Linked DNA regions of Homo sapiens: all the other regions are linked to region 4. A link is an interaction called in ENCODE POLR2A ChIA-PET data of the cell type or tissue named here. Cell type or tissue: MCF 10A. All regions are shown on one strand. Links, peaks and the distances in the headings refer to the core of each region. The heading gives the core; the rest is flanking DNA. Region 1 overlaps FCGR3B (Fc gamma receptor IIIb). Region 2 holds the start of TRN-GTT1-1 (tRNA-Asn (anticodon GTT) 1-1). Region 3 holds the start of TRL-CAA6-1 (tRNA-Leu (anticodon CAA) 6-1). Region 4 overlaps FCRLB (Fc receptor like B).

Region 1 (6,176 bases), core at 494-2,993, 110 kb after region 4:
GGGTGGGGTGGAAAAGAAAGTACAGAACAAACCCTGTGTCACTGTCTCAAGTTAAGCTAAGTGAACAGAACTATCTCAGCATCAGAATGAGAAAGCCTGAGAAGAAAGAACCAACCAGAAGCACACAGGAAGGAAAGCGCAGGAGGTGAAAATGCTTTCTTGGCCGGGGTAGTAAGAATTAGAGGTTAATGCAGGGACTGTAAAACCACCTTTTCTGCTTCAATGTCTAGTTCCTGTATAGCTTTGTTCATTGCATTTATTAAACAAATGTTGTATAACCAATACTAAATGTACTACTGAGCTTCACTGAGTTACGCTGTGAAACTTTCAAATCCTTCTTCATGTCAGTTCCAATGAGGTGGGGATGGAGAAGACAATTGTTGCTTATGAAAGAAAGCTTTAGCTGTCTCTGTTTTGTAAGCTTTCAGTGCAACATTTCTTGGTTCCAATAAAGCATTTTACAAGATCTTGCATGCTACTCTTAGATAGAAGATGGCAAAACCATGGTAATAAAATATGAATGATAAAATTCTTTCTTCTTCCCTTTGTCCAACATTGTAACAGAGATTGGTTTGGATTGGTAAGAAACACCCCCTCCTCCCAGCAGCCATCTCACCACAACTCATATGAATTAGCCAGCTTGCTTTCCAAATCTTGCTGAGAAAATTGGGCTAAGGGGGATTCTTATGGGAAGTATGGGATAGGAGGGTGAATAAGCATTAGAGATCGTTTTAGAGCATTGGGGCAGATAGGAGAAGGCACAGCTACACAGGAGGTAGAGGCCTGGGCAGAGGTAGAGGGTCAGCCTGATTGTATGAATTATGAGCTATATACCAAGACGATTCAAGCTAGATTACATACATAAATATTACATAAGATTCCGACACGACACAGGTGCATTTGGAAACCTTGGACATTCAACTCACATTTATTTACTACCTACAATGTGCAAGCTTGAGTTCAGGTGCTGAAGATACCAGATGAACAACACAGGGTCATTCCCTGGAGAAGCTTTATTTCTAGTGAGAAAAACAGTTAAATAGGAAGAGAATGAAGAAAGGGCTGCAGAAAAGAGGCTTGATTTGGGGGGTGTGGTCATGAAGGATGAGTAGGAGTTCGCCAGGCAAAGAAGAGAAGAAAAGCCCAAGGTTCATAGGCAAAGATTCAAAAGCCAGAGTGTGAGTTCAAGAAAGCAGTTTGGTTCTGTGTCGGTGAGGGAGAGGAAAGAGTTTCAGGGCCAGATCATGAAGGGCATTACCTTCCAAACTAAGAAGATCGTATCAGACCCTGCAATACATTGAGAGAGTTTAAGCAGACCAGGTTTATACCGTATAGTATTTTAGAAGGATTCTCTGGCAACTACTTGATGGATGGACGGGACAGGAGAGCTGAAGACCGGAAACCAGATAGGGCATGCAAGGCAGGATGCAATAACCCAAAGGGAGCAATGAGGAAGTAACTGGCGGTGAGGCTGGAGAGGAAGGTGCTTAATCAACAAGGTATTTAGGAGGCCGACTCTCCAAGAATTGGCAGCCGGCAGTACATGGCATGACTAAGGACCAGGTTCCACACATAGTGCCCGTTTTCTGAGTTAGGAAATAGAAAGGCAAGGCAGGTACAGGTTTGGTGGAAAGACAAACAATTTGTTTTGGTATTATTAGTACTTACTTCCTTTGGTCAGTAAATTTTCTTAAAGTGTCAGTTTCCATAACGTAATTGCAGTGGTTAAGCAGCTAAGAGTTATCACTACAACCCTAGTCGGAAAAACCAAATACCTCAAAATTACCCGTACAGCACTAAGGCAGAAGAGGACATTGGGAACCACACAACGCGGAGGTCAGCTGCCAGGGATCCCGGCGGTTAGCACCGCGGCTGGTTTTGAGAGCCAAGGCTCCAGCGCTCCCGGCGGATAGCATCGCACGCGGTTTTTTTCAGTGAAAGTTTCAAAAACTCAAGGTTCACAAAAGTGGGACTTCTGTCCCGGGGTGGGAACGAACCACCAACCTTTCGTTTAACAGCCGAAGGCGCTAACCGATCGCGCTACAGAAACGGGCGTTGGCGACCTGGGCTGCCAAGTCACTTCACTGAAGAAAAAATGCTCAGCACTCTTACGTCTCCAAAAAATTTGAAGTTGATTTGAAACCAGTGACACAATTAGCTTTCCGTGCTTCAGGGCGCGGCTCACAGCCCTGAGCGAGGCAGGTCTTTTTTCCGCGCTAGCACTTGCCTAGATCTGGAGCAGGACTCAGCTTCCAGCAGAAGAGGCTGAGAAAGGGAGAGCAGAAGAGGATGCAGGAACGAAGGGTCTTCGGGGAATCCAAAATGGATGCTCTCTGTGATTTCGGGGGTTCCGTTGATTTTGGTCAGAGAAATACGACGATAAGCTTTTTTTGCTGATGTAGACAACTTATGTATGCATGTGCACACGTTTAGTGCTGACTCATAAAAAGGTTATTGTCGTGAGCATTAAAAATATTTTCTTTCAGGTCCAATCACGTCCAGCAAAATGTGATATCTAAGTAAGTGAGTTTTGTGTTACAAAATTAGTCTTCAACCCACGCTGTTTTGAAAGGTTTCTACGGGCATATTAGCCATGCAGACAGAACACGGAGCTTAAAAAGCCTGTAACATTCCAATTAATGGTATTCAGCTTGGAAATAAAAAATATTTTTTAAAAAATGCCTGCAACTTAAGGACTTTCATGCTGACATATCCAGATCCAAATGTCTGAGGACAGAGACCCCTAATTCCACCACCATCGACCTAGGGAATCTCGTCAGTGCTGGGTCTAAAAAGCCTTTTTTTTCTTTAATTCATATATATATACTTCAAGTTCTAGGCTACATGTGCACAAGGTGCAGGTTTGTTACATATGTATACATGTGCCATGTTGGTGTGCTGCACCCATTAACTCGTCATTTACATTAGGTGTTTTTCCTAATGTTATCCCTCCCCCCTTCCCCACCCACGACAGGTCCCGGTGTGTGATGTTCCCCACCCGTGCACACGTAAGTTTATTGCGGAAATATTCACAATAGCAAAGACTTGGAACCAACCCAAATGTCCATCAATGATAGACTGGAGTAAGAAAATGTGGCACATATACACTATAGAATACTATGCAGCCATAAAAAAGGATGAGTTCATGTCCTTTGTAGGGACATAGATGAAGCTGGAAACCATCAGTCTAAACAAACTTTCGCAAGGACAGAAAATCAAACACCGCATGTTCTCACTCATAGGTGGGAATTGAGCAATAAGAACACTTGGACAAAAGCCATTTTCTATACTGCCCAAGACCCAGGGCCTCTCCATAGCCTCCACACAGAATCTCCTTTCTTTCTGCCCTGCCATCCTCTGTCATCAGTGGGCTCCAGTTTAGTTGCAGGTGGAAGTTTTCAATGATGTTTAGTGAAATGAGAAGACATGCAAACATAGATATGCATATGCAGAAATTATATATGCATATATGTTTATGTGTACACATATTTTATATCTTATGTAAAATACATATATGTGTATCATATGTATACTAAATAAGTAAATAAATAAATTTGCCAAATGATCTTTAAACTAGAGTCATTTATTTTTTTTTAATTAATTTTTTTTTTTGAGATGGAGTCTTGCTCTGTTGCCCAGGCTGGAGTGCAGTGGTGCGATTTCGGCTCACTGCAACCTCCACCTCCCACATTCAAGCAATTCTCCTGCCTCAGCCTCCTGAGTAGCTGAGAAGATTACAGTCATGGGCCACCATGCCCGGCTAATTTTTGTGTTTTTTTTTTTTTTTTTGAGACAGAGTCTCGCTGTCGCCCAGGTTGGAATGCAGTGGCGCGATCTCGGCTCACTGCAGGCTCCGCCCCGCAAGGTTCACGCCATTCTCCTGCCTCAGCCTCCCGAGTAGCTGGGACTATAGGCGCCTGCCACCTCGCCCAGCTAATTTTTTTGTATTTTTAGCAGAGATGGGCTTTCGCTATATTGGCCAGGCTGGTCTCAAACTCCTGACCACAGGTGATCCTCCCGCCTCAGACTCCCAAAGTGCTGGGATTACAGGCAAGAGCCACCGTACCAGGCCTAGAGTCATTTCTTTTATTTTAAATTTTTGTCTCTGTTCTTTTGCTCAGACCTGTGGAGCTGGCAATATGGGCAAGTGTCATGGACTGTCTACCTCCAGGAAGCTCCATTGTCACCGACAGGATCAGAAGTGGCATGGTAAATGGTACAAGAAAGCCCATTCGGGCACAGTCCTGAAGACCAGCCCTTTTGGAGGTGCTTCTCATGCAAAGGGAATTGGGCTGGAAAAAGTAGGGATTGGAGCCAAATAGCCCAGCTCTGCCACTGAGAAGTGTGCCAGGGCCAAGCTGATCATCCAGCATAAGCTAGATGCTGTGGTCTCCACTGGCACAGCTGATCCTCTTGTTACAGGTTGGAGGCTGTGAGGCAGATGAGAGAACAGCAAGAAAATCACAGCCTTTGTACCTGATGATGATTGCTTGAATTTTATTGAAAAAAATGATGAAGTTCTGTATCAGGGGAACCAGCACCCAATATTTCAATGTAGGTTCTTTTCTATTTTCCCTAAGTGTTGACCGGTCTGAGAAATGAAGAGAAAGAGTACAAAGAGAAAAATTTTACTGCTGGGCCGCCAGGGGTGACATCACATATTGGCAGGTTCCATGATGCCCACCTGAGCCACAAAACCAGCAAGTTTTTATTAGGGATTCTAAAAGGGGAGGGGGTGTACAAACAGGGAGTAAGTCACAAAGATCACATGCTTCAAAGGGCGATAAAAGATCACAAGGCAAGGCAAAATTAGAATTACTGATGAGGGCCTATGTCCCGCTGTGCACACATTGTCTTGATAAACATCTTAACAGGAAACAGGGTTCGAGAGCAGACAACTGGTCTGACTAGAATTTACCAGGCTGGAATTTCCCAATCCTAGTAAGCCTGAGGGTACTGCAGGAGACCAGGGTGTATTTCAGTCCTTATCTCAACCACATAAGACTGAGACTCCCAGAGCGGCCATCTATAGACCTACCCCCAGGAATGCATTCCTTCCCCAGGGCTATCAATTATTAATATTCCTTGTGGGGAAAAGAATTCAGCAATATTTCTCCTACTCACATGTCCATCTATAGGCTCTCTGCAAGAAGAAAAATATGACACTATTCTGCCCGACCCCACAGGCAGTCAGACCTTACAGTTATCTTTCCTTGTTCCCTGAAAATTGCTGTTATTCTGTTCTTTTTCAGGGTGCGCTGATTTCATATTGTTCAAACACAGATGTTTTACAATTTGTACAGTTAACGCAACCATCACAGGGTCCTGAGGTGACACACATCCTCAGCTTACGAAGATGACAGGATTAAGAGATTAAAGAGAGGCATAAGAAATTATAAGAGTATTGATTGGGGAAGCGATAAATGTCCATGAATTCTTCACAATTTATGTTCAGAGATTGCAGTAAAGACAGGTGTAAGAAATTATAAAAGTATTAATTTTGGAAACTGACAAATGTCCATGAAATCATCACAATTTATGTTCTTCTGCCTCGGCTCCAGCTGGTCCCTCCGTTCAGGGTCCCTGACTTCCTGCAACAGTTCTGGTTGCTGGATTTGGCAGAAAAGGTCATGCTGTTGGTGATATTCCTGGAGTCCACCTTAAAGTTGTTAAAGTAGCCAATGTCTCTCTTTTGGCCCTATCAAAAGCAAGGAGGAAAGACCAAGCTCATCAGCTTTAATGGTGAAAACCCAATAGTAATAAGTTTTCATTTGCCAAAATAAGTTGTTTTTAAATGTCCTTTCTTTTTTAAAATTAAAATTAGGATAGATGATAGTTTTGTGGCTATTTGTTTTATGAATTTCACAATTTGGCAAAATGAAAAGTTGGCCACCCTATACTAGTAACCAACTTTTCTGATGTCATTAGAGACAGGGTCTTGCTCTATCACCTAGGTTGGAGTGTAGCTGCACGATCTTAGCTCACTGCAGCCTGCAACTCTCAAGCTCAAGCAATCCTCCTGCCTTAGCTTCCCAAGTAGTTGGGATTACAGGCTTGAGCCACCTCGCCTGGCCAGTAACCAACATTGTGGGGAAATTTTGTTCATCTGTGAAGTTCAAGTTTGGAACTACCACTCTGTGCTTTACCTCCATTGTTGGATTGACAGCAGAAATAAA
Region 2 (8,421 bases), core at 1,257-3,756, 190 kb after region 4:
GTGGAATTAACAGGAAATCATGAGGGTGACGTAGAATTGAGTCTTCCAGGGGACTCTATCAGAACTGGACCATCTCCAAGTATATAACGATGAGTCCTCTTAATGCTAGGAGTAGAAAATGGTCCTAGGAAGGGGACTGAGGATTGCGGTGGGGGGTGGGGTGGAAAAGAAAGTACAGAACAAACCCTGTGTCACTGTCCCAAGTTGCTAAGTGAACAGAACTATCTCAGCATCAGAATGAGAAAGCCTGAGAAGAAAGAACCAACCACAAGCACACAGGAAGGAAAGCGCAGGAGGTGAAAATGCTTTCTTGGCCAGGGTAGTAAGAATTAGAGGTTAATGCAGGGACTGTAAAACCACCTTTTCTGCTTCAATATCTAATTCCTGTGTAGCTTTGTTCATTGCATTTATTAAACAAATGTTGTATAACCAATACTAAATGTACTACTGAGCTTCGCTGAGTTAAGTTATGAAACTTTCAAATCCTTCATCATGTCAGTTCCAATGAGGTGGGGATGGAGAAGACAATTGTTGCTTATGAAAGAAAGCTTTAGCTGTCTCTGTTTTGTAAGCTTTAAGCGCAACATTTCTTGGTTCCAATAAAGCATTTTACAAGATCTTGCATGCTACTCTTAGATAGAAGATGGGAAAACCATGGTAATAAAATATGAATGATAAAATTCTTTCTTCTTCCCTTTGTCCAACATTGTAACAGAGATTGGTTTGGATTGGTAAGAAACACCCCCTCCTCCCAGCAACCATCTCACCACAACTCATATAAATTAGCCAGCTTGCTTTCCAAATCTTGCTGAGACAATTGGGCTAAGGAGGATTCTTATGGGAAGTATGGGATAGGAGGGTGAATAAGCATTAGAGATCGTTTTAGAGCATTGGGGCAGATAGGAGAAGGCACAGCTACACAGGAGGTAGAGGCCTGGGCAGAGGTAGAGGGTCAGCCTGATTGTATGAATTATGAGCTATATACCAAGACGATTCAAGCTAGATTGCATACATAAATATTACATAAGATTCCGACACGACACAGGTGCATTTGGAAACCTTGGACATTCAACTCACATTTATTTACTACCTACAATGTGCAAGCTTGAGTTCAGGTGCTGAAGATACCAGATGAACAACACAGGGTCATTCCCTGGAGAAGCTTTATTTCTAGTGAGAAAAACAGTTAAATAGGAAGAGAATGAAGAAAGGGCTGCAGAAAAGAGGCTTGATTTGGGGGGTGTGGTCATGAAGGATGAGTAGGAGTTCGCCAGGCAAAGAAGAGAAGAAAAGCCCAAGGTTCATAGGCAAAGATTCAAAAACCAGAGTGTGAGTTCAAGAAAGCAGTTTGGTTCTGTGTCGGTGAGGGAGAGGAAAGAGTTTCAGGGCCAGATCATGAAGGGCATTACCTTCCAAACTAAGGAGATCGTATCAGACCCTGCAATACATTGAGAGAGTTTAAGCAGACCAGGTTTGTACCGTATAGTATTTTAGAAGGATTCTCTCGCAACTACTTGATGGATGGACGGGACAGGAGAGTTGAAGACCAGAAGCCAAATAGGGCAGCAAGGCAGGATGCAGTAACCCAAAGGGAGCAATGAGGAAGTAACTGGCGGTGAGGCTGGAGAGGAAGGTGCTTAATCAACAAGGTATTTAGGAGGCCGACTCTCCAAGAATTGGCAGCCAGCAGTACACGGCGTGACTAAGGACCAGGTTCCACACATAGTGCCCGTTTTCTGAGTTAGGAAATAGAAAGGCAAGGCAGGTACAGGTTTGGTGGAAAGACAAACAATTCGTTTTGGTATTATTAGTACTTACTTCCTTTGGTCAGTAAATTTTCTTAAAGTGTCAGTTTCCATAACGTAATTGCCGTGGTTAAGCAGCTAAGAGTTATCACTACAACCCTAGTCGGAAAAACCAAATACCTCAAAATTACCCGTACAGCACTAAGGCAGAAGAGGACATTGGGAACCACACAACGCGGAGGTCTGCTACCAGAGCTCCCTGCGGTTAGCACCGCGGCTGGTTTTGAGCGCCAAGGCCCCAGCGCTCCCAGCGGATAGCATCGCACGCAGTTTTTTCAGTCAAAGTTTCAAAAACCCAGGGTTCACAAAATGCGACTTCCGTCCCTGGGTGGGATCGAACCACCAACCTTTCGGTTAACAGCCGAACGCGCTAACCGATTGCGCCACAGAGACGGGCGTTGGCGATTTTGGCTGCCAAGTCACTTCACTGAAGAAAAAATGCTCAGCACTCACGTCTCCAAAAAAATTGAGGTTGATTTGAAACCAGTGACACAATTAGCTTTCCGTGCTTCAGGGCGCGGCTCATAGCCCTGAGCGAGGCAGGTCTTTTTTCTGCGCTAGCACTTGCCTAGATCTGGAGCAGGACTCAGCTTCCAGCAGAAGAGGTTGAGAAAAGGAGAGCAGAAGAGAATGCAGGAACGAAGGGTCTTCGGGGAATCCAAAATGGATGCTCTCTGTGGGTTCGGGGGTTCCGTTGATTTTGGTCAGAGAAGTACGACGATAAGCTTTTTTTGCTGATGTAGACAACTTATGTATGCATGTGCACACGTTTAGTGCTGACTCATAATAAGCTTATTATCGTGAGCATTAAAAATATTTTCTTTCAGGTCCAATCACGTCCAGCAAAATGTGATGTCTAAGTAAGTGAGTTTTGTGTTACAAAATTAGTCTTCAACCCACGCTGTTTTGAAAGGTTTCTACCGGCATATTAGACATGCAGACAGAACACGGAGCTTAAAAAGCCTGTAACATTCCAATTAATGGTATTCAGCTTGGAAATAAAAAATATTTTTTAAAAAATGCGTGCAACTTAAGGACTTTCATGCTGACATATCCAGATCCAAATATCTGAGGACAGAGACCCCTAATTCCACCACCATCGACCTAGGGAACCTCGTCAGTGCTGGGTCTAAAAAGGCTTTTTTTTTTTCTTTAATTCATATGTATATATACTTTATTCATATATATATATACTTTAAGTTCTAGGCTACATGTGCACAAGGTGCAGGTTCGTTACATATACATGTGCCATGTTGGTGTGCTGCACCCATTAACTCGTCATCTACATTAGGTGTTTCTCCTAATGTTATCCCTCCCTCCTTCCCCCACCCACGACAGGTCCCGGTGTGTGATGTTCCCTACCATGCACACGTATGTTTATTGTGGAACTATTCACAATAGCAAAGACTTGGAACCAACCCAAATGTCCATCAATGATAGACTGGATTAAGAAAATGTGGCACATATACACTATGGAATACTATGCAGCCATAAAAAAGGATGAGTTCATGTCCTTTGTAGGGACATAGATGAAGCTGGAAACCATCAGTCTGAACAAACTATCACAAGGACAGAAAATCAGACACCGCATGTTCTCACTCATAGGTGGGAATTGAACAATAAGAACACTTGGACGAAAGCCATTTTCTATATTGCCCAAAAACCAGGGTCTCTCCATAGCCTCCACACAGAATCTCCTTTCTTTCTGCCCTGCCATCCTCTGTCATCAGTGGGCTCCAGTTTAGGAGCAGGTGGAAGTTTTCAATGATGTTCAGTGAAATGAGAAGACATGCAAACATAGATATGTATATGCAGAAATTATATATGCATATATGTTTATATGTACACAGTATCATATGTATAATAAATAAGTAAATAAATAAATAAATTTGCCAAATGATCTTTAAACTAGAGTCATTTATTTTTTTTATTAATTTTTTTTTTTGAGATGGAGTCTTGCTCTGTCGCCCAGGCTGGAGTGCAGTGGCGCAATCTTGGCTCACTGCAACCTCCACCTCCCACATTCAAGCAATTCTCCTGTCTCAGCCTCCTGAGTAGCTGAGATTACAGTCATGGGCCACCATGCCCGGCTAATTTTTGTATTTTTTTTTTTTTTTTTTTGAGACAGAGTCTCGCTGTCGCCCAGGTTGGAGTGCAGTGGCGCGATCTCGGCTCACTGCAGGCTCCGCCCCCCGGGATTCACGCCATTCTCCTGCCTCAGCCTCCTGAGTAGCTGGGACTACAGGCACCTGCCACCTCGCCCGGCTAATTTTTTTGTATTTTTGGTAGAGATGGGCTTTCGCTATGTTGGCCAGGCTGGTCTCAAACTCCTGACCTCAGGTGATCCTCCTGCCTCAGCCTCCCAAACTGCTGGGATTACAGGTGAGAGCCACTGTACCAGGCCTAGAGTCATTTCTTTTATACTTTAAATTTTTGTCTCTGTTCTTTTGCTCAGACCTGTGGAGCTGGCAATATGGGCAAGTGTCATGGACTGTCTACTGCCAGGAAGCTCCATTGTCACCGACAGGATCAGAAGTGGCATGGTAAATGGTACAAGAAAGCCCATTCGGGCACAGTCCTGAAGACCAGCCTTTTTGGAGGTGCTTCTCATGCAAAGGGAATTGGGCTGGAAAAAGTAGGGATTGGAGCCAAATAGCCCAGCTCTGCCACTGAGAAGTGTGCCAGGGCCAAGCTGATCATCCAGCATAAGCTAGATGCTGTGGTCTCCACTGGCACAGCTGATCCTCTTGTTACAGGATGGAGGCTGTGAGGCAGATGAGAGAACAGCAAGAAAATCACAGCCTTTGTACCTGATGATGATTGCTTGAATTTTATTGAAAAAAATGATGAAGTTCTGTATCAGGGGAACCAGCACCCAATATTTCAATGTAGGTTCTTTTCTATTTTCCCTAAGTGTCGGCCGGTCTGAGAAATGAAGAGAAAGAGTACAAAGAGAAGAATTTTACTGCTGGGCCGCCAGGGGTGACATCACATATTGGCAGGTTCCATGATGCCCACCTGAGCCACAAAACCAGCAAGTTTTTATTAGGGATTCTAAAAGGGGAGGGGGTGTACAAACAGGGAGTAAGTCACAAAGATCACATGCTTCAAAGGGCGATAAAAGATCACAGGGCAAGGCAAAATTAGAATTACTGATGAGGGCCTATATCCCGCTGTGCACGCATTGTCTTGATAAACATCTTAACAGGAAACAGGGTTTGAGAGCAGACAACTGGTCTGACTAGAATTTACCAGGCTGGAATTTCCCAATCCTAGTAAGCCTGAGGGTACTGCAGGAGACCAGGGTGTATTTCAGTCCTTATATCAACCACATAAGACTGAGACTCCCAGAGCAGCCATCTATAGACCTACCCCCAGGAATGCATTCCTTCCCCAGGGCTATCAATTATTAATATTCCTTGTGGGGAAAAGAATTCAGCAATATTTCTCCTACTCACGTGTCCATCTACAGGCTCTCTGCAAGAAGAAAAATATGACACCATTCTTCCCGACCCCACAGGCAGTCAGACCTTACGGTTATCTTTCCTTGTTCCCTGAAAATTGCTGTTATTCTGTTCTTTTTCAGGGTGCACTGATTTCATATTGTTCAAACACAGATGTTTTACAATTTGCACAGTTAACCCAACCATCACAGGGTCCTGAGGTGACACACATCCTCAGCTTACGAAGATGACAGGATTAAGAGATTAAAGACAGGCATAAGAAATTATAAGAGTATTGATTGGGGAAGCGATAAATGTCCATGAAATCTTCACAATTTATGTTCAGAGATTGCAGTAAAGACAGGTGTAAGAAATTATAAAAGTATTAATTTTGGAAACTGATAAATGTCCATGAAATCATCACAATTTATGTTCTTCTGCCTCGACTCCAGCTGGTCCCTCCATTCAGGGTCCTGACTTCCTGCAACAGTTCTGGTTGCTGGATTTGGCAGGAAAGGTCATGCTGTTGGTGATATTCCTGGAGTCCACCTTAAAGTTGTTAAAGTAGCCAATGTCTCTCTTTTGGCCCTATCAAAAGCAAGGAGGAAAGACCAAGCTCATCAGCTTTAATGGTGAAAACCCAATAGTAATAAGTTTTCATTTGCCAAAATAAGTTGTTTTTAAATGTCCTTTCTTTTTTAAAATTAAAATTAGGATAGATGATAGTTTTGTGGCTATTTGTTTTATGAATTTTGCAATTTGGCAAAATGAAAAGTTGGCCACCCTATACTAGTAACCAACTTTTCTGATGTCATTAGAGACAGGGTCTTGCTCTATCACCTAGGTTGGAGTGTAGCTGCACGATCTTAGCTCACTGCAGCCTGCAACTCTCAAGCTCAAGCAATCCTCCTGCCTTAGCTTCCCAAGTAGTTGGGATTACAGGCTTGAGCCACCTTGCCTGGCCAGTAACCAACATTGTGGGGAAATTTTGTTCATCTGTGAAGTTCAAGTTTGGAACTACCACTCTGTGCTTTACCTCCATTGTTGGATTGACAGCAGAAATAAAAAGTTATTAGTTTCCAGTTGATTGTGAATACGTATACATTTCCTATGCTACATTTTACATGTATGTGACAGCAATGCAAAAGCAGGAGAGTAAAAAGGAAGAATTTTTAAAGAATAAAAGAATAATTGAGGTCAGAAGTACAAAACTAGGTGGTGAAATAAATTCAAATATATCAGCTATTTTTTTTTGGAGGGTGGGTGGACAGAGTCTCTGTCACCCAGGCTGGAGTGCAGTGGTGGCATCTTGGCTCACTGCAATCTCCACCTTCCCGGTTCAAGCGATTCTCCCACCTCAGCCTCCTGGGGACTACAGGTACATGCCACCACACCCACCTAATTTTTAGTAGAGATGCGGTTTCACTATGTTGGCCAGGCTGGTCTTGAACTCCTGACCTCAAGTGATCCACCCGCCTCAGCCTCCCAAAGTGCTGGCATTATAGGTGTGAGCCACCATGACCCGGCCTATAACAGTAATTATAATAATGCAACTGAACAAAACCTTCCAGTTAAAAGATAAAATGCATTTTTAAGATCAATTTTATTCTGTTTAGAAGAATGACATTAAAATGTAAAGAAACAGAAAGACTAAATGGAAAAGGGAATGCCAGGAATATTCTAACAAAAAGAAAGTTGGCATTTAGCTATACAATATCAGACAAAATAAAGTTTAAGAAACAATGCATCATTAGGGATGAAGATGGTCATCATATAATAAAAGATTAAACTACTGATGAATATGTAACTGATAAAATGGCATTAAAATATGAAAACAAGAATTAGGCCTACAAGGGAAAATGAACAAATCCGTCGCCACAGTGAGAGAATTCCGCATACTTCAACCTTTACTAGATCAAACAGAAAAAAATTATTAAGCGTGTCTCTTTTTCTTATTTACTTTTATTAAGCATATGAATGCAATTAACAAGCTCAATTTAACAGATATATATATAGAACTGCAATCAATAATTATTAGTTGTACATTCTTCTCAAACTCACATGGGATATTATGAAAACTGACTTTATATGAGGCTGATAAGTTTCTTTTATTTATTTATTTTTTTTTTTTTTGAGATGGAGACTTGCTCTGTCACCCAGGCTGGAGTATGATGGCACTATCTCAGCTCACTGCAACCTCCGCCTCCTGGGTGCAAGTGATTCTCCTGCCTCAGCCTCCTAAGTAGCTGGGATTACAGGTGCGTGTGCCACCACACCTGGCTAATATTTTTCATTTATTTATTTTTTATTTTTAGTAGAGATGGGTTCACCATGTTGGTCAGGCTGGTCTTGAACTCCTGATCTCAAGTGATCCACCCATCTCGGCCTCTCAAAGTGCTGGGATTACAGGCTTGAGCCACTGCACCTGGCTAAGGCCAGTAAGCTTCAACATATGTCATGGAATCAGTACTATATGAAGCACATTTTCTGAACATAAGGAATTTAACTCAGAAATCAATGACAAAAAATAACTTTTAAAAGCCTTCATATATTTGGAAATTTAAAAAAACAAAATTTATGGAATGCAGTGAATCCTGTTATAATGGGGAAATGTATAGCCAGTGGCTATTCTGATTGGTCAGTGCTATATCTGTTAACTCCTCCACAAAAAGAATTATCTTCTGGGTTTTGCTTTTGGCTTTCCCTAGACATCCCAAAAAGCCAGCCCCCATACCTTGGCTGGCCACAGGGAACTCTAGGTGGCCACTTCCAGAAAAACCACTCAGTGAATCCCAACGTGAAGGGCTAACTGAAGCCAGCCTATGGCAGGTGTTGGTTATAGGTCCCTGTCCCTATATGTCTCCCAAGACAGGGCAGCCTGAACACTGATCCACTTAGCGATTGCGCAGTGTCAATCTGGCCCCACACAGCTGTGGCTAGCCACTACCAGTCAGTACTACCCTTTGGTTCTTCTTGCCCGTGGGCACTGCAGCCTCTGTGGGACCTTAGTACTAAGAGTCAGAGAATATCAGGGAGAGCAGGTGGGCAGTAACAGGTTACATTGAAGGCATAAGCTAGATGCTGTGGCCTCCACTGGCACAGCTGGTCCTCTTGTTACAGGATGGAGGCTGTGGGGCAGATGAGAGCATAAGGGAGGTTTGGAGCTAAAGGGT
Region 3 (8,421 bases), core at 2,463-4,962, 110 kb after region 4:
TCTGTGTAGAAAGAAGTAGACATGGGAAACTCCATTTTGTTCTGTACTAAGAAAAATTCTTCTGCCTTGGGATGCTGTTGATCTATGTATGACCTTACCCCCAACCCTGTGCTCTCTGAAACATGTGCTGTGTCCACTCAGGGTTAAATGGATTAAGGGCAGTGGAAGATGTGCTTTGTTAAACAGATGCTTGAAGGCAGCATGCTCGTTAAGAGTCATCGCCACTCCCTAATCTCAAGTACCCAGGGACACAAACACTGCGGAAGGCCGCAGGGTCCTCTGCCTAGGAAAACCAGAGACCTTTGTTCACTTGTTTATCTGCTGACCCTCCCTCCACCATTGTCCTATGACCCTGCCAAATCCCCCTCTGTGAGAAACACCCAAGAATGATCAATTAAAAAAAAATAAAAATAAAAGAATAATTGAGGTCAAAAGTACAAAACGAGGTGGTGAAATAAATTCAAATATATCAGCTATTTTTTTTTGGAGGGTGGGTGGACAGAGTCTCTGTCACCCAGGCTGGAGTGCAGTGGTAGCATCTTGGCTCACTGCAATCTCCACCTTCCCGGTTCAAGCGATTCTCCCACCTCAGCCTCCTGGGGACTACAGGTGCATGCCGCCACACCCACCTAATTTTTAGTAGAGATGCGGTTTCACTATGTTGGCCAGGCTGGTCTTGAACTCCTGACCTCAAGTGATCCACCTGCCTCAGCCTCCCAAAGTGCTGGGATTACAGGTGTAAGCCACCATGACCCGGCCTATAACAGTAATTATAATAATGCAACTGAACAAAACCTTCCAGTTAAAAGATAAAGTGAATTTTTAAGATCAGTTTTATTCTGTTTAGAAGAATGACATTAAAATGTAAAGAAACAGAAAGACTAAATGGAAAAGGGAATGCCAGGAATATTCTAACAAAAAGAAAGTTGGCATATAGCTATACAATATCAGACAAAATAAAGTTTAAGAAATAATGCATCATTAGGGATGAAGATGGTCATCATATAATAAAAGATTAAACTACTGATGAATATATAACAGATAAAATGGCATTAAAATATGAAAGCAAGAATTAGGCCTACAAGGGAAAATGAACAAATCCGTCGCCACAGTGAGAGAATTCCGCATACTTCAACCCTTACTAGATCAAACAGAAAAAAATTATTAAGCGTGTGTCTCTTTTTCTTATTTACTTTTATTAAGCATATGAATGCAATTAACAAGCTCAATTTAACAGATATATATATATAGAACTGCAATCAATAATTATTAGTTGTACATTCTTCTCAAACTCACATGGGATATTATGAAAACTGACTTTATATGAGGCTGATAAGTTTCTTTTATTTATTTATTTATTTTTTTTTGAGATGGAGACTTGCTCTGTCACCCAGGCTGGAGTATGATGGCACTATCTCAGCTCACTGCAACCTCCGCCTCCTGGGTGCAAGTGATTCTCCTGCCTCAGCCTCCTAAGTAGCTGGGATTACAGGTGCGTGTGCCACCACACCTGGCTAATATTTTTCATTTATTTATTTTTTATTTTTAGTAGAGATGGGTTCACCATGTTGGTCAGGCTGGTCTTGAACTCCTGATCTCAAGTGATCCACCCATCTCGGCCTCTCAAAGTGCTGGGATTACAGGCTTGAGCCACCGCACCTGGCTAAGGCCAGTAAGCTTCAACATATGTCATGGAATCAGTACTATATGAAGCACATTTTCTGAACATAAGGAATTTAACTCAGAAATCAATAACAAAAAATAACTTTTAAAAGCCTTCATATATTTGGAAATTTAAAAAAACAAAATTTATGGAATGCAGTGAATCCTGTTATAATGGGGAAATGTATAGCCAGTGGCTATTCTGATTGGTCAGTGCTATATCTGTTAACTCCTCCACAAAAAGAATTATCTTCTGGGTTTTGCTTTTGGCTTTCCCTAGACATCCCAAAAAGCCAGCCCCCATACCTTGGCTGGCCACAGGGAACTCTAGGTGGCCACTTCCAGAAAAACCACTCAGTGAATCCCAACGTGAAGGGCTAACTGAAGCCAGCCTATGGCAGGTGTTGGTTATAGGTCCCTGTCCCTATATGTCTCCCAAGACAGGGCAGCCTGAACACTGATCCACTTAGCGATTGCGCAGTGTCAATCTGGCCCCACACAGCTGTGGCTAGCCACTACCAGTCAGTACTACCCTTTGGTTCTTCTTGCCTGTGGGCACTGCAGCCTCTGTGGGACCTTAGTACTAAGAGTCAGAGAATATCAGGGAGAACAGGTGGGCAGTAACAGGTTACATTGGAGGCATAAGCTAGATGCTGTGGCCTCCACTGGCACAGCTGGTCCTCTTGTTACAGGATGGAGGCTGTGGGGCAGATGAGAGCATAAGGGAGGTTTGGAGCTAAAGGGTGGCTGAGGTGCAGATGTTCTTTCTTCCCATCCCTGTTGAATTTCACCTCCATTTTAGGGAATGAGACTTAAAATCTCAAACATCATCCCACTACAGGCATTAACAATGGACCCTCCTGGCAATGTTTATACATTTGTAATATATGTTTATATATTAACCCATTGAAGAATTAAAATTATCATCATTATCCTCTTTTACAGGAGGAAATGGAGACAAAGAGAGCCAAGATTCAAACACAGGAAGCACAACAGAGCCCATGCACTTAATCTTCACACTGTGTTGCCTCATCCAGCCTGAATGGTTAGGGTCAATCTAATTATATATGTCATTCCAATAAATGACTTTTGTATAATAAAAGATAACGGATACATAAAACCCTCAGACAGTATTTTAAAGGCTGGAAAATTTGTGAATACAATTGCTGTTAGTTCAACCGGTGACAAAGAACTCAGTATCATAAACAGCATGTTAGGAAAAAGTTTCAACTTATCGAGACTACAAGTCATCTAATGACTATCAGTTTATTAGGAAATTATCAAAAGAGTTTGATTCCCAGCCAAACTGAATCCCTGCTTCTCTCCCATGTAACTCAGTTCCAAATCAAATGCACAGTCCAGTACATCTGAGCTTTTTGCCAGCAGAGAGGGGGCCCGAATGAGTTGCTTACTATGAGGCCACTTGGGGGGGGGGGTTTATGGACTGGAAACGGGAAGGAATGTGCTTAGTTTGCCGGCTGTTTTGGAGAATGCGTGATTTAGGTTGGCCTGGGACCTTGGCCTGGGACTAATTAGAAAGCTTGGCCCGGGACCTTAGCCTAGGACCTCGGCCGGGAATAATTAGGGGCTTAAGTGATGATTTGTAGAGGCTAGCGAATGAACCTCGCAAGTGAAGACACAAGAGCCCCTTTCTGAAGCTAAGACTCATCCCAGGATTGAAATGATCCCAAAGATTCCTCAAGAGTTGGAAGTTTACAAAGGAAGGAAGGGAGGAAAGAACCATCAGAATTTAATCCCTTCAAAAAAAGCCTGGGTTTAGAAAGAGGCCAGGGGAAAGACAGGAAGCGAGTACGGAAAGTGAGGTATTGCTGCAGTTTCGTTGAGGCGTAAAACGAATACACAGCGCGCTGGAGGCTCCGGCTCAGAAAAGTTTTTCGTAGAAGGAAAGACAAAAACGTTTCGTTACCCGGGAATCGAACCCGCGTTAACTGCTTGAAAGGCAGCTGTGCTCACCACTACACCACCAACGCGTCCCCGGTTTGGAATTTTAGAAATCTATATATAAGATAAGCAAAGCGTATGACTTTCCCGACCGTTCTAGCAGTGTCTTTTGTTTATGATCCTGAGGTTAAACATGCTAAGCCCTCCATTGGTGAGAACCGATTCTTATGAATCGGCCCCGCCCCACAAACGGCGGGGGGCGGTGAACGCAGAAGCCACTTGCTCTGGAAGCCGGAGGGCGGAGCCGGCTCACAGCCGAGAGAGAAAGCCGCAGTTGAGCACCGCCGGGGGATTTTCCTCCGCCGTCTTCTCTTCCCCCCCGCACTCCTCATGTCCCGTAGCTCCCAGCTCCGCAGCTGTTCGAGACTCCGCACTGGATCCGCCGGGTGTCGGATTCAGCAACAGTGATTGGTGCGGAGGATCCGAGGGAGACGGGCCGACACAGGGTCTACCTTGACATGGCTCGACCCCTCTACAGAAGCAGAGGGGCGCTCGAAGAGTCGCCAGGGAAAATGGAGCCTTAAGGTTTAGTTTGGGTAGTGAGGAAAGAGGAAAGAGCTGTCGGAGGCTGTTTCATTTTTCCCGCTTTGCGACAAGGTCTAGAGAGAGTTACAATTTTATTTGAAACAGTAAATAGACACATTAATGTGACCTGATAGCGTGCACCATCAGTATATGATAAAATTAGGAGAAATTAGGAAGTTTAGCAAAACGTGTGTCAGGATGGCCGAGCAGTCTTAAGGCGCTGCGTTCAAATCGCACCCTCCGCTGGAGGCGTGGGTTCGAATCCCACTTTTGACAACGTATGTTTTCCATCCTTACTTTTCCTCCTGATTTGAACCAACCAGCAATTATGTTTGAATTCTTAGAGAAAGACTTTTCGATCGGTCAACACTGCGTTTTATCCTGGGTATCTACATTTACGAAAATTATTTGTGCTTCTCTGCACATATAGAACTAAATCTATTTTTCCTGTATTGTAGGCTGGAGTCTGGTCTATGAAAACAGGGAGCAGTTGAGACTAAGTTTAACTTTGGACTCCAACTTCCCAGTGTCAATTTATCCATTCTTTTATTCAACAACAATGTGTTGAGCCCTTTCTGTGCGTCAAGCACACTAAGGCAGGCAGATACCATCTCCTTTGACTAAACAAGAGAACGCCCTCAACACAGGATCCTTTAATTTGCTCTACAGTCTTAGCTGGGTTTTTTTTTTAACGCTAACGCAGTAGTGTCAAACTTTGGTAAGGATCAGATTCTCCACCGCCTTGCCCCGCTCCCCAGCTTTTTTTTTTTTTTTTTTGAGACAGGTTCTCACTCTGTACCCCAGGCTGGAGTACTGTGGCGCGATCTTGGCTCACTGCAGCCTCCGTCTTCCCGGTCCACGCGGTTCTCGTGCCTCAGCCTCCCAAGTACCCGGGGTTCGCGCCTGTAGTCCCAGCTACTCCGGGAGCCTGAGGCGAATCTCTTGAGCCCAGGGGGCAGAGGTTGCAGTGAGCCGAGATCGTGCCACTGCACTCCAGGCTGGGGTACAGAGTGAGACCCTGTGTCCAAAAAAAAAAAAAAAAGTCATTAATGTTATACCAATGCCAATTTCTTAGGTTTGATAAATATAACATGGTTATGTAAGGTTTTAACATTAGGGGAAGTAGAAAGGATATAGAGTAATAACTTTATGTAGTATCTTTGCAACTTGTCTGTTCATCTAAAATTATTGCAAAATCAAAAATTCTTTTAAAAAACCAACAACTTGAAAGTGGTTGCCTGTGAGGAGTAGGACCTGGGAAGGGGGCAAGAAACTGCTTGTACCAAGAATTGATTTTTTTAATAATGGGCATGTGTTCTGATTTAATTTGTTCAAACTTTTTCCCCCCCTTTGGAACTGGGTGACATAGTTGTGATTACAATAATCAAACTAAGACTACATACAATATAAGGATTTTTAGATACCTAGTATACAAGAAACAGTCCCCAAAGAAACTAAACCAAAATGATCAACAGACATTTAAAAGTAAATAAAGTTTGTTTATATTTCTCTGTAGAAAAATAGATTGCACCCAAATGGGAGGATCTGAGATGTCACAACTAAACACGATAAAAATCTTTCTTCTTATATTCCGTGTGTGTTGGGTTTTTTAAAAGGAGAAAAGGCATGCTATCAAAATACTAAGAAACTATATAAAAGTGAGTACCATCAATCCTCTTGAGAAGTTCAAACAGGTTGAGGGGGGTCAATGTTGAGAATTGAGATGAGATTCAGGAAAGGAAGAATGTAATGCAGGATGTACGTGTCACTCCATCTCTCTCTCTTTTTTTTTTTTTTTCAGGTTCCTTCCATGTGAAGCCAGGCTGCGTAAGACTTGGGCCAGGGCCAGGAAAAAAGGGCAGTTAAAAATGTGAAATGACAGCCAGGGACAAGTGCGTTGTTAGTGTAACCTTCTCTCCGTCTTTAAAAAATCAACCTAAGAAATATAATGTATAATGTAGCATTGTTCTAGCCAAGCTCTCCCATAATTTCTGAGATGAAAATAAATCTCCCAATGTGCACAGGGCAAATATACTCTGGATTGGATTGACTGGGAACTAACACAAGGTTATCCTTTTGATTATTTTGTTTACACCAACAAAGCAAAGGCAAATATCCTTGCTTTTATATTGTCATTGACTCAACTGGCAGTAAAGTTGTGCCTAAGGATATTTTGCAGATTCCGTCACTTGCTATAAAAAACACACAACTAGCTAGGCGTGGTGGCTCACACCTGTAATCCTAGCACTTTGGGAGGCTGAGGTGGGCAGATCACCTGAGGTCACGAGTCTGAGACCAGCCTGACCAACATGGTGAAACCCCATGTCTACTAAAAATGCAAAACTTAGCTGGGTGTGATGGCAGGCACCTGTAATCCCAGCTACTCGGGAGGCTGAGGCAGGAGAATTGGTTGAGCCCGGGAGGCAGAGGTTGCAGTGAGTTGAGATCGCACCTTTGCACTCCAGCTTAGGCGACAGAGCAAGACTCTGTCTCTGCAAGTATACAATAAAATGCACACTTTTTCTCACGGGGCTCAGCATCCAGCTGTGTTTCAAAGGAATAATATGACCAATTTCAAAACATCTAGGGGAAGGTCTGGTAATAAGTGGAGTTATGGCCTATTTGTAAGGTGGCATGCTGAGGCTCTAGACTCAGGCAGGACAGGGTTCTTCATTCCAGCCTTCCTGTCCCCACTTTATAGCTTTGTGTCTTTGAATAAATTGTTTAACCTCTTTGAACCTCATAATGCTCATCTTCAAAAAGAAGATAGTATTCCATAATGCTACTGTGAAGATTAAGTTAGATTGTGTATGTCAAGTACCTAGTACATAGTTATCACCCAACTAACAATTAATAGTAATTGCTAATATTTGTTGATAGTATATTATACGCCTGACATTCTTCTTTGCCTCTTACATATATTAATTAATTGAACCCTCACAACAGTCTGGAGGTTGGTACTGTTATCATCATCATCATCCCCACTGCAGGGAAGGAGAAACTGAAGCTTGGAGAGTTTAATTTGCACAGTATATAAAGTGGCAGGGCTGAAAATCTATAGAGTCTTGTTCCAACATCCTCATTATGCCATGGGCAGAAACCACATGGGATCATACTATTTCTCTGACATAGATAAAGTCAATAGTAACTTTAATCGTACCACCAGATCTACTTCCTCTGACATATACCATCCTCCAGAGTCCAGGACTCAGAGTCTTTTCTCTAAAAGAACAATGGATAAAGTGACATGATTACAAACAGCTAATAAGCATGTAAACTATTTGTTAGTGTTATTAAAACAGCTAGACTGACAAACTCAACCAGGTTCCTATGACAAAAATACAGAATTTGAATCATAGGATCACACATGGAAACACTGCCAGTACTTAAGTTTCTCTTCATTCTCTGCTTTTCCAATTCCACATCTCTCCCTCTCTCTTCCTGCATTATATCTCAATCCTCTCCTCTTTACCAGCCCTAACTCTTCAGTACTGTTCCAATGTATTGGCCTCAAACTCTTTTCCAAACCCTGCCTTCCCCTATAGGAATCATGCACACGGTCTCAGGAATATTCTTCACATTCCTCCTTCAGCACCCACCCCAACATTTTCTGCTTCTGAAAGCCTTTATGTACTTTTGTACTTTGATTGGTTGGAATGAAAAGCAAGAAGGAGTTTTAAAAGTTTATTTAGGTCTATAACTATATTTTACATAACAAAATTCATACATACAAGTAACAAAATACACAAAATATAGGTGAAAGCAATGTTAAAGTGCCACACAAGTTTTAATAAATTAATGACTTTTTATTTGAAGCAGAAGAGGATGAACCGCCCTCCCCCCAAAAAGTCAAAAGACTTCAGTTATCCTGGAAAGAAAGTTCTAGCTTTGGAGGGAAGACCCCCCCAAGCCCTTCATCTCTGAAGGGCAGGATCATAGAAGACAGTCTAGAAGGCCCATAGCATAGCCCTGACAGTCACAGCTGACTTATCACGAAGGGCCATTCAATCAACCTCCTCAATGATGGGGCCGGTGCTGGGGTCCCCCTGGTGGGCTTGAGCGCTACAACTGCTGCCCCCAGGGACACCAGGCCCCCCATAGAGCCTGGAGAAGATGGGGCGACAGATTTGCTCCAGCTCCCTCTTCTGATGCTCATACTCCTCCTTCTCTGCCAGCTGGTTGTGCTCCAGCCAGGCAAGGACTTCCTGACACTTGTCTTGCACTTTGCGCCTGTCCTCTTCGGGAATCTTGTCCCTAAGGCTTTCCTCTTGC
Region 4 (8,421 bases), core at 2,746-5,245:
ATATAGTTTGGGGTAAAATACTTTGATTTTCAGAGTCAGGTTGGAGTTGGTATCTTATTGCTACATAGTCAGTTCTGTCAGTCTTAGGATCTCTATTTTAATGTTATGCTGGTCAGTTGTGCTAAACTCCAAAAGGGGGAGGGTATAATTAGGCATGTCCAATCCCCCACTTCCCTTCGTGGACTAAACTGGTTTTTCAGGTTTCTTTGAAATCTTCTTGGTTGTGAGGGGGGTCCATTCAGTCTATTGGGGGGGCTTAGAATTTTAATTTTGGTTTACAAACCCAAAGAGATCCCCCTTTCATAGTGTAAGGTCAAGTAAAAACTGAGACTCAAGGAGAACAGTTTAAAGAGTAAGGCTGAAATCCAAAGGGAATGCGACAGAATTTTTTCTGCTCTCTGATAGCGGACATTGGGGTTCCTTGTCTGGCATCTGCTATGGACAGCCGCAGGATTAGGGTTTGCAGCCTAAGTCTGAGACACCAAACTGATCAGAGTATCAGAGAGAAGCAGATTCCTCCCTAGGTTTCTCCAGCATTTTTCTGCCATCCCTGCTGTTTGGGAATGAGCTCTGAGAGTCCCCTTGGACAACCTGGGCTAGCTAGCCTTCTGGTTTCCCTAAATGCATGTAGGAACCTCAAACAAAAGGGATGAAGATGAAGCTGATATTTCCTTAATGCAGGTCTTCCTGGGAGATCAATAACAGATATCTTAGAAGATCATCTTGATCCTGCCCTCCTCTTAAAAGCTGGGGTACACGAAGAAGACAGTGGAGTCTACAGGCCATATGAGTCAATTCCTCTCCCCTACACCAGAAAGTTGAGTCATGAATGATTTTCACTCTCACCAAAAAGTCCTTGTTCTTCCCCATCCCCCCGCATCCTAGTTCTAAATGGAAGTAGATGGCAAAACAAGAACAAGGATGTTGATGTTGCCAAAAAGGTGTGAATGAAAGAGATACTGCTGCCCTAGCTCTCCTTTGAGTAACTATTTCTCTTTTTTGTACTCTTAAAAAATGATCAACTGATTTTTTAAATGACCTGAGATTCTTTGATTACTAAGCCTCTTGCCACTAATGTTAGTCACTTCCTGTCTATATCAAGATGGCAGAAACCGGCCGGGCGCGGTGGCCCAAGCCTGTAATCCCTGCACTTTGGGAGGCTGAGGCAGGTGGATCACCTGAGGTCAGGAGTTCAAGACCAGCCTGGCCAACACGGTGAAACCCCGTCTCTACAAAAATACAAAAATTAGCCTGGCATGATGGCAGGTGCCTGTAATCCCAGCTACTGGGGAGGCTGAGGTGGAAGAATCACTTGAACCTGGGAGGCGGAGGTTGCAATGAGCTGAGATTGCTCCAGCCTGGGTGACAGAGTGAGATGTGAGACTCCGTCTCAAAAAAAAAAAAAAAAAAAAAAAGCAGAAATCTCAGGGAAACAAAATCAGAAGGGGAAAAGAGCCTGGGCACTGAAATAGAGTGCAGTTAGCTAGGAAAGGTGGCCTTGGAAGAGAGTTCTGAGAAGTGAGATGAGCCTGCATCAGAAAGCTGGAAATCAGAGCCACAAAGGCCCTTGTAGACCAAGACCCCAGAACTGAATTATAGGCACCTGGACATATCTCTCAGAGTTAAGCAAAGATCCACTGAGATAAGTTTGATTCTTCTTGTCTAATTTTAAGTTAGCATTTCCTCAGATTAGACATATTGATGCCTTCATGTCAGGAATGCTTTCAGATAGCCATCCCAAGTATCCAACAGGCTAAAGCACTTCTTAACAAGACTTTCATGTTCTGATTCCTTCCTACTTCCCCATATTCATCTCTGTCACCTCCTCCCTAAAATACACCTACACAGATACACATAAACACACATAATTCTCCAACCACTCCCAATTATTTGTAGCTCCATAAACACGCTACAGTCTTTCATTTCTTTGTGTCTTTGCTTCCTCAGCCTACTTGCCATACCCTCAATCTTTCTCACATCTCCATGTGGTAGTTCTTGCTCTTCCTTAAAAATTCAACTTTCTTCTCTGAATTCCTATCATGTTTCATAGAGCACTTATCACATTGCAGTGTAATTTATGTGTGCACCTGCCTGCCTGCCTGCCTCTCTGTATAATTTCAGTGGCTTTGTAATAATAATATGGTGAAGAACAATATTAAGAAGAATAGGATGAAGGCTGTTGATATTATTCTGGTTAATCACTCAGAAAGAAATGGAAAATCGGGTTGTGACGCAACATCTATCAAGCAGAAGTAAAGGATGAGAGGGTACAGTTGTTACAGCTCTAAGCCTTAACAGTGAAACTTAACTGAAGAAGGATATGGACCTGATGAGAACGAGGCCTCCTGAGGACAAATCACACTAGCTCTGCAGAGGATTGATGGCTCCAGTAGGCAGATGGGAAAACCCATCAAAATGGGACTTTCCAGGAACATAACCATGAAATTGCAATTGAAATGGCTTCTCACTTTTCTTCTTTTAACTAAGTGAGAGTAAAGTCACCATGCAGGATGGCATACTGATCTGTGCATGTGTGTATCTTGGTGTATTCATGTTGGAAAGGCTCTTAAGAAAAAAGCTGCTAAGAATGAGAACTCAATTTTGAGGATTTGTCTTAAAGTTTCTTCAAAAAGATTTCTCAATGCAAATGGTACACTTATTTAATATACGGCTAAGGTTAGCATAGTCTGCCTGCTGCTACCACAGCCCATCAGTCTGTCTAGCTGCACTGGGGCAGGGGGTGCACCTGGGTTAAGTCTAACAGAACTCTGACCCTTTTTTTTTTTTTTTTTTGAGATGGAGTTTCACTCTTGTTGCCCAGGCTGGAGTGCAATGGCACGATCTCGGCTTACTGCAACCTCCGCCTTCCAGGTTCAAGCAATTCTCCTGCCTCAGCCTCCCAAGTAGCTGGGATTACAGGCGCCTGCCACCATGCCCAGCTAATTTTTGTATTTTCAGTAGAGACGGGGTTTCGCGATGTTGGCCAGGCTGGTCTCGGACTCCTGACCTCAGGTGATTCCCCCCCCCCCCCCGCCTCAGCCTCCCAAAGACTCTGACCCTTTTAACCAGGGAATGGGAGGCCCACACAAACAACTTTCTCTCGCCAAAACTAAATAGAACCCAGGATTTATTTGAAGATGTAAACTCATCAGTAATAGGACTGAACGTCTTTTTAATATCAACAGAGTAAATTCATTATGAATAATTACACTTTGACCCTAAAATATTCTCAAGTGCTCAGTTACCTCAATGTACTTAAATACCAAAAAAACTGCCTGTGCTGAAATATGTACTGGCTAGGCTTATCTGAAGGGCTAAGGGTGACTAAATTCACATCCAAAGTTAAATCACAATGTAGTAAATAACAGGTTTCTACTTCTTGCTGAATTCTGTGAGAATTCAAAGAGAATGCTTGCGGTTACAAACTGCTGTGTGAGGTTGAAATCGTCAGCCACTACACTTCGTGGGCGCTCCTTTAAAAACCACAGCAAAACACAAGGATGCAAACAGATGGCTTTGAAAGAAATTCGCGTGAGGGGAAGCAGGAGACCAAGGAGGAATGAGCCTGCAGAGGGGACGGTAGCCGCCCCCTCAGCTCTCCACAGGAGTGGTCTCTGGGGTTCCCGGGCTCACAGCAAAGTGAGAGGTGGGGGTCTCGGGCGTTCCCCTGAGCTCCCGGAGGGCCTGTGGCTCCTTTAATTCCAGGACCACCCGGCTCAGAAGGCCTTTGAGCAGCTGCATTTCTCGGAGCAGAAGGTCCACGTCGGGTTTCAGGGCTCCAGCCGATTGTTCCAAGGGCGTCGGCGGAGCGCAGGCGGGTGGCCCCGCAGTCGGGGCGCCGCTCGCCGGGAACTGCAGCCCGGTGGAGGTGGTGTTCCGGACGGAGGTGACCAACGGGACCGATCTGGACACCGGGGGCTTTCTGAAGGAAAGCGGCCTATTACCAGGAGCCAAGGCTGCGGCCCATGGAGCTGGGGCGGTGGTGGAGGCCGGGTCCAGGGGAGAACCTGTGAATGCATTACGCCCAGTCACGCGCGGCTTGCATGGTTCTTCTCGGCGCTGGGCTGGGGGAGGGGCGTAGGGCGGTGGGCGGGGATGGGGAAGGCCGGAAGAGGGGTGAGGAGGAGGGCGGCGAAGGGGAGATGGGAAAGGCGGGGGGCGGGACGGGAACCAGGGGGCGGGGGTGATTCGTGGGTGCCGAGAGGCGGAAGCAGGGCTGACCGCCAGGGTCGGCGTCCGGGAGGGTGTGCAGGCACTCACCCGGCCCCGGGAGCTGCAGCCACGGACTGCGTTTCCGGACACTGCGGGTGGCGGTAGCCGCCTCGCACCAGTACGATTCGAGCTCCTCGACCTCGGGCTCCGGGACTGTGTACTCGGCGCCCCAGTCGAAGCGGCGCACCGCGCGGCTGTACTTGTAAAACGCGAACTGCAGCGGCGTGTCGCGCTTCTGCGGGTGCAGGCGCGTGTCGCAGCGCAGCACCACCCCACCCAGCGCCGCGCCGCGGGCCTCCCGCGGACCCATCACCCTCAGCACCGGCGCCCGGAACAGCTCTACGGAGAGGGCGGGGAGCAACGGCGCCGGCTTGTCCACCGCTCCGCGACCCCGCTCCTTCCTGCTTCCCGCGAGGGCTCCTTGCAGACCCACAGACCAAGGGGGGAGGGGAGGAGGCCGTGTGTCCACGTGGAGGGGGAAGGGGAGCCTTCTGAAATGTGGGGCAGGGGGACCGAGTCCACGAGGGACGGGGAAAGCTTGAAAGGAAGAGGGACCAGGCCAGACGCTTCATGTCACATCCCGACTGACACTCAGCTCGGGTTCTGCAGCCTAGAATAGGAGACGCTGCGCCTGCCTTGCAGGACGCTAGGGAGTCGCTCCTTCGTCCCAGTCCCACAGTGGCCCCTGCCCCTGCCAGAGCTGCCCTCTCTGTGGGAGTCCCCAGCCAGAGTGAGAAGCCAGGATGTGCGTCGGGGAAAGGGACCAGCCTCCAAGCAGGCGGCGGATCAAGCGCTGCTTCACGGCAAAGGAGAGGAGACAGCGTCCATAGTCTAAGAGAAACCCTCCAAGTGGCAGCTATTTGAACTTCCGCCCCTTCTTTTCTCGCCGAGCTCCTGTCCCAGAATTTCTCAATGCTCATTTGCCTCCCTCCCGGGGCCCCTGGTCTCTCCCACCTTGCACTGTCACAGCCACCTTAGCGGAGAACATGGGCGCGCTCTCCACCGGGATGCGCATGGTGCCCGAGCACTGGTAGCGCCCGCTGTCGCTGGCACGCGCCTGTAACACAGTGTAGTTGGCGCTGGAGTGGAAGTAGCGCACGGCCTGGCCGTCGTGGTAGTAGTGAAGCTTGTAGACCACCTTGTCGTACCAGCCGCGGCAGCGCAGGACTAGCGGCTCACCCTCGAACACTGGCGCATAGGGCACTTGCAGAATCAGCCAATCTGCGACAGACACCACAGACACGCTTGACTCCACAGAAAGTCCAGCCCTGGAGATCTCCCACTCTCACAGCCTTCCAGCTTTCTCCTCTTAACTCCTCTCCCTCCCTTCCCCGCCATCTCCCACCGCTTTCTTTTCTTTTCTTTTTCTTTCTTTTTTTCTTGTTCTTTTTCTTTTTTTGAGACATGGTCTTGCTCTTGTCGCCCAAGCTGCAGTGCAGTGGCACAAACTCGGTTCACTGCAACCTCCACCTCTTGGGTTCAAGCGATTCTTCTGCCTCAGCCTCCCGAGTAGCTGGGATTACCGGTGGGCGCCATCACACCCAGCTAATTTTTGCATTTTTTAGTAGAGACAGGGTTTCACCATCTTGGCCAGGCTGGTCTTGAACTCCTGACCTCAGGTGATACGCCCACCTCGGCCTCCCAAAGTGGTGGGATTACAGGCGTGAGCCACCGGGCCTGGCCTCCCACTGCTTTCTTGAGCGGACAGGCCTTCCCTGGTGGTTGGCACCCAGCAGCCTCATAGTGCAAGATATATTTGTAGGTGAGTGGGAAGGAAGGGGGATGGCTGGTCTTTCACTTAGCCAGGGAGCAAAGATGCCAGAGACTTGGCTCCACCCTCAAAGGGTTTTGACCATGAGAATCAACTATAACCTCCTTAGGATGGTGTCAGAGTCCTCCTGACTGGGTCCTGCTTACCTCTCCCTCACCATGGCAGTATTCATTCCTGCCCCATTTCCTCTCTACTTTCCTCATCTTCCACTCCTAACAGGATAAGTTCCAGCCATACTGAACTGTTGAGAGAACTGGCCCTGCTCTGAGCCCGAGGCTTTTGTACCTGCTATTTCCTCAGCCAAGAAGACTCTCTTTCACCTGTTTAAGTTCACCTGCTTGTCCTGCATGTCTAGGCTTAGACCTTATCTCCTCCAGAAAACATCCCTGACACCCCAGGAGAGCCTTAGGTATCTCCTACAGCACCTCATAATTACCCTGTGATCATTATAGCACGCTTACATAGCCCTAGCACAGAGCAGATGCCATTTTAGGTGTTGTACATTGAGAAAGAATCCTGCAAGTAATAGCCACAATCCACATGCACTCCCAATCTGTAAGCAGTAATTACTCCTATAGTACTCAGTATAATTATTGCTATCACCAATGATTTCCGAACAAGAAACCACAGAGTATGAATATGAAGTGTGTGTAAGTGCTAATCTGAACATTGAGTGATGTGCTTTAAATTCTGAATACAAATTGTGGCTAGGAGTGCACGATCTCAGCTCACTGCAACTTCCGCCTCCCAGGTTCAAACAATTCTCATGCCTCAGCCTCCTGAGTAGCTGGGACTACAGGCACCCGCTATCATGCCCAGCTATTTTTTTTTTTTTTTTTTTTTTTAGTAGAGAGTGTTTCACCATGTTGGCCAGGCTGGTCTTGAACTCCTGACCTCAGGTGATCTGCCCGCCTTGGCCTCCCAAAGTGCTGGGATCACAGGCTTGAGCCACCGTGCCCAGCAATCCTGTACTTTATTGAACAAATTATTGTTATTTTTCTTATCCTGTTTTAAAACCCTTCAAGCATCTCGAGAATCAGTTTCTCAGCTGACTCCTGTGTACACATATACACGTCTGCAATAAAACTTTGAGTAAGTGCTCAGTTCAATTGCTGCTTTTTTTCTTTAGCAAATCATAATTCACTTTTAATCCTCAGAGCAGCCGAAGAGATACATACTATTATTGTCCCTTCTTTACAGATGTGGACACTGAGGCACAGAGAAGCATCACACTGTTCAACTGAGAGTAGATCCTTGATCTATGCTCAGACTGCCAGGGAAACTCACCTTTCCTGTTTGGTGAATTTCCTTTACTGCTCCCTCCCCAACCCCCTAAAGTTCTCTGTCCAGCACTCCAGGTCCTTGGAGCCTTTGCTCTTCTGAGCTGGTCTCAGAAACAAACAGAAATGTTCACACTGTGCCTCACACTATGGCAGGAGGGTAAGGGGACCTTGGGGGCTAGGCATGCCTTACTGCATCTCTCGCATAGTGCCGTGCAGGTCCCTACCTGCTCCAGAGACTTAAGATAGGCCCCAGTGTGGCCCTTGTTTCCTGCACCTTGGGATTGGCCCAGTGTTCCCTCCCACCAGAGGACTAGTATTGCCAGAGGAGACACGTGCTCCCCCTCCCCTCGTGCTCAGTCCACTCACCATTGGATACAGAGAGGTGGATGGGGTCACTGACGGGTGCTCCCCGTGTCTGGCATCGATACACCCCTGGTGTCTGCACCTCAATGCTCTTCTTGTGAGAGGGCAGAAGTAGGTGGCCCAAATACCAGAGAGTGCTGATGGGCTGGAGCTCCAGGAGCAGTGGGTGGTATCCATCACACTTCAAAGTTACCCGCTCCCCTTTGAAGATGGTGGTCCAAGGTGGATGTAGAGACAATATGGGCTTCTCCAGAGTAGCTGGGGTGGGGAGTGGGGTGAGAGGGGGCAGCATGCAAAGAGAATCAAGGTGAGGTGCCCAAAGAAACGACCTGAGTTTGGGAAATCTTAGGAAACCCCAGCTCGCAGGCCCCAGCCCATGTACTAACCCATCCCTGCAGGAGAGGAGATCACATTCATTGGGTTACAGACTACCAGTCCATCAGCCAGCACCCATTTCTAAATGCCTTCAAGCAAATTTAGTCCCAGGGGTTGACGAGAGTGGGAAGAGACACTATCCCAGCGCAGCCAAGAAGTGAGGAGTCTACTTGAAAAGGTCACTTAGGGGGTTGGAGTGGAAGCTGTAGAAAATTGGGATGAGAAATTTATAAGACTCACCAGCTTGCCCACTGCTTGGAACTGCAGAACAGGAAAGAAGGAAGAGGAAGGAGAAGGAGAATATTGGCGATGAGAGGAGAGAGACTCTTGACGACAAGAAAGGCTGAATGGTCCCAAAACCTGTTTTTCTTCTTCTGCCCCTGGTTTCCCAAGCTCTGAGAAAGCCCCTTCTTCTTC

Evidence for each region. ChIA-PET counts read pairs that join two places held together with the same protein. Peaks named below come from ENCODE experiments on the same cell type or tissue, not always from the same donor. Only the 100,000 strongest peaks of a DNase experiment are listed, where the experiment ranks them.
Region 1: POLR2A ChIA-PET joins it to region 4 with 15 read pairs; 13 of 35 experiments call an interaction of 5 or more read pairs at or near these places.
Region 2: POLR2A ChIA-PET joins it to region 4 with 11 read pairs; 9 of 35 experiments call an interaction of 5 or more read pairs at or near these places.
Region 3: POLR2A ChIA-PET joins it to region 4 with 16 read pairs; 13 of 35 experiments call an interaction of 5 or more read pairs at or near these places.

Annotation. Positions count from the first base shown.
Region 1 is chr1:161,617,549-161,623,724 of GRCh38, reverse strand. It overlaps FCGR3B (Fc gamma receptor IIIb), which reads left to right. Exons shown (of 5, transcript NM_001244753.2): 5 at 1-529. It also overlaps the pseudogene RPS23P9. Among named protein-coding and RNA genes, the nearest start is that of TRL-CAA6-1, 8.6 kb to the right of the region's middle. In MCF 10A, for the core only: no CTCF peak of the experiment used is centred there; a DNase peak (open chromatin) is centred at 2,044.
Region 2 is chr1:161,534,018-161,542,438 of GRCh38, reverse strand. TRN-GTT1-1 (tRNA-Asn (anticodon GTT) 1-1) reads right to left here and starts at 2,198; the gene lies at 2,125-2,198. It overlaps FCGR3A (Fc gamma receptor IIIa), which reads left to right. Exons shown (of 5, transcript NM_000569.8): 5 at 1-680. It also overlaps the pseudogene RPS23P10. RefSeq lists a silencer at 1,993-2,222. In MCF 10A, for the core only: no CTCF peak of the experiment used is centred there; a DNase peak (open chromatin) is centred at 2,248.
Region 3 is chr1:161,607,950-161,616,370 of GRCh38, reverse strand. It overlaps TRL-CAA6-1 (tRNA-Leu (anticodon CAA) 6-1), which reads left to right and starts at 4,342; the gene lies at 4,342-4,425. It also overlaps the pseudogene HSPA7. RefSeq lists enhancers at 3,403-3,452, 3,197-3,890, 3,891-4,585. In MCF 10A, for the core only: no CTCF peak of the experiment used is centred there; DNase peaks (open chromatin) are centred at 3,740 and 4,182.
Region 4 is chr1:161,722,833-161,731,253 of GRCh38, reverse strand. It overlaps FCRLB (Fc receptor like B), which reads right to left. Exons shown (of 8, transcript NM_001002901.4): 4 at 8,245-8,265; 5 at 7,633-7,887; 6 at 5,167-5,433; 7 at 4,261-4,551; 8 at 3,111-4,007. The coding sequence ends at 3,592. Among named protein-coding and RNA genes, the nearest start is that of FCRLB, 5.5 kb to the right of the region's middle. RefSeq lists enhancers at 3,764-3,813, 4,874-5,013 and silencers at 4,074-4,333, 4,364-4,413, 4,424-4,663. In MCF 10A, for the core only: a CTCF peak has its summit at 5,017; DNase peaks (open chromatin) are centred at 4,083, 4,803 and 5,083.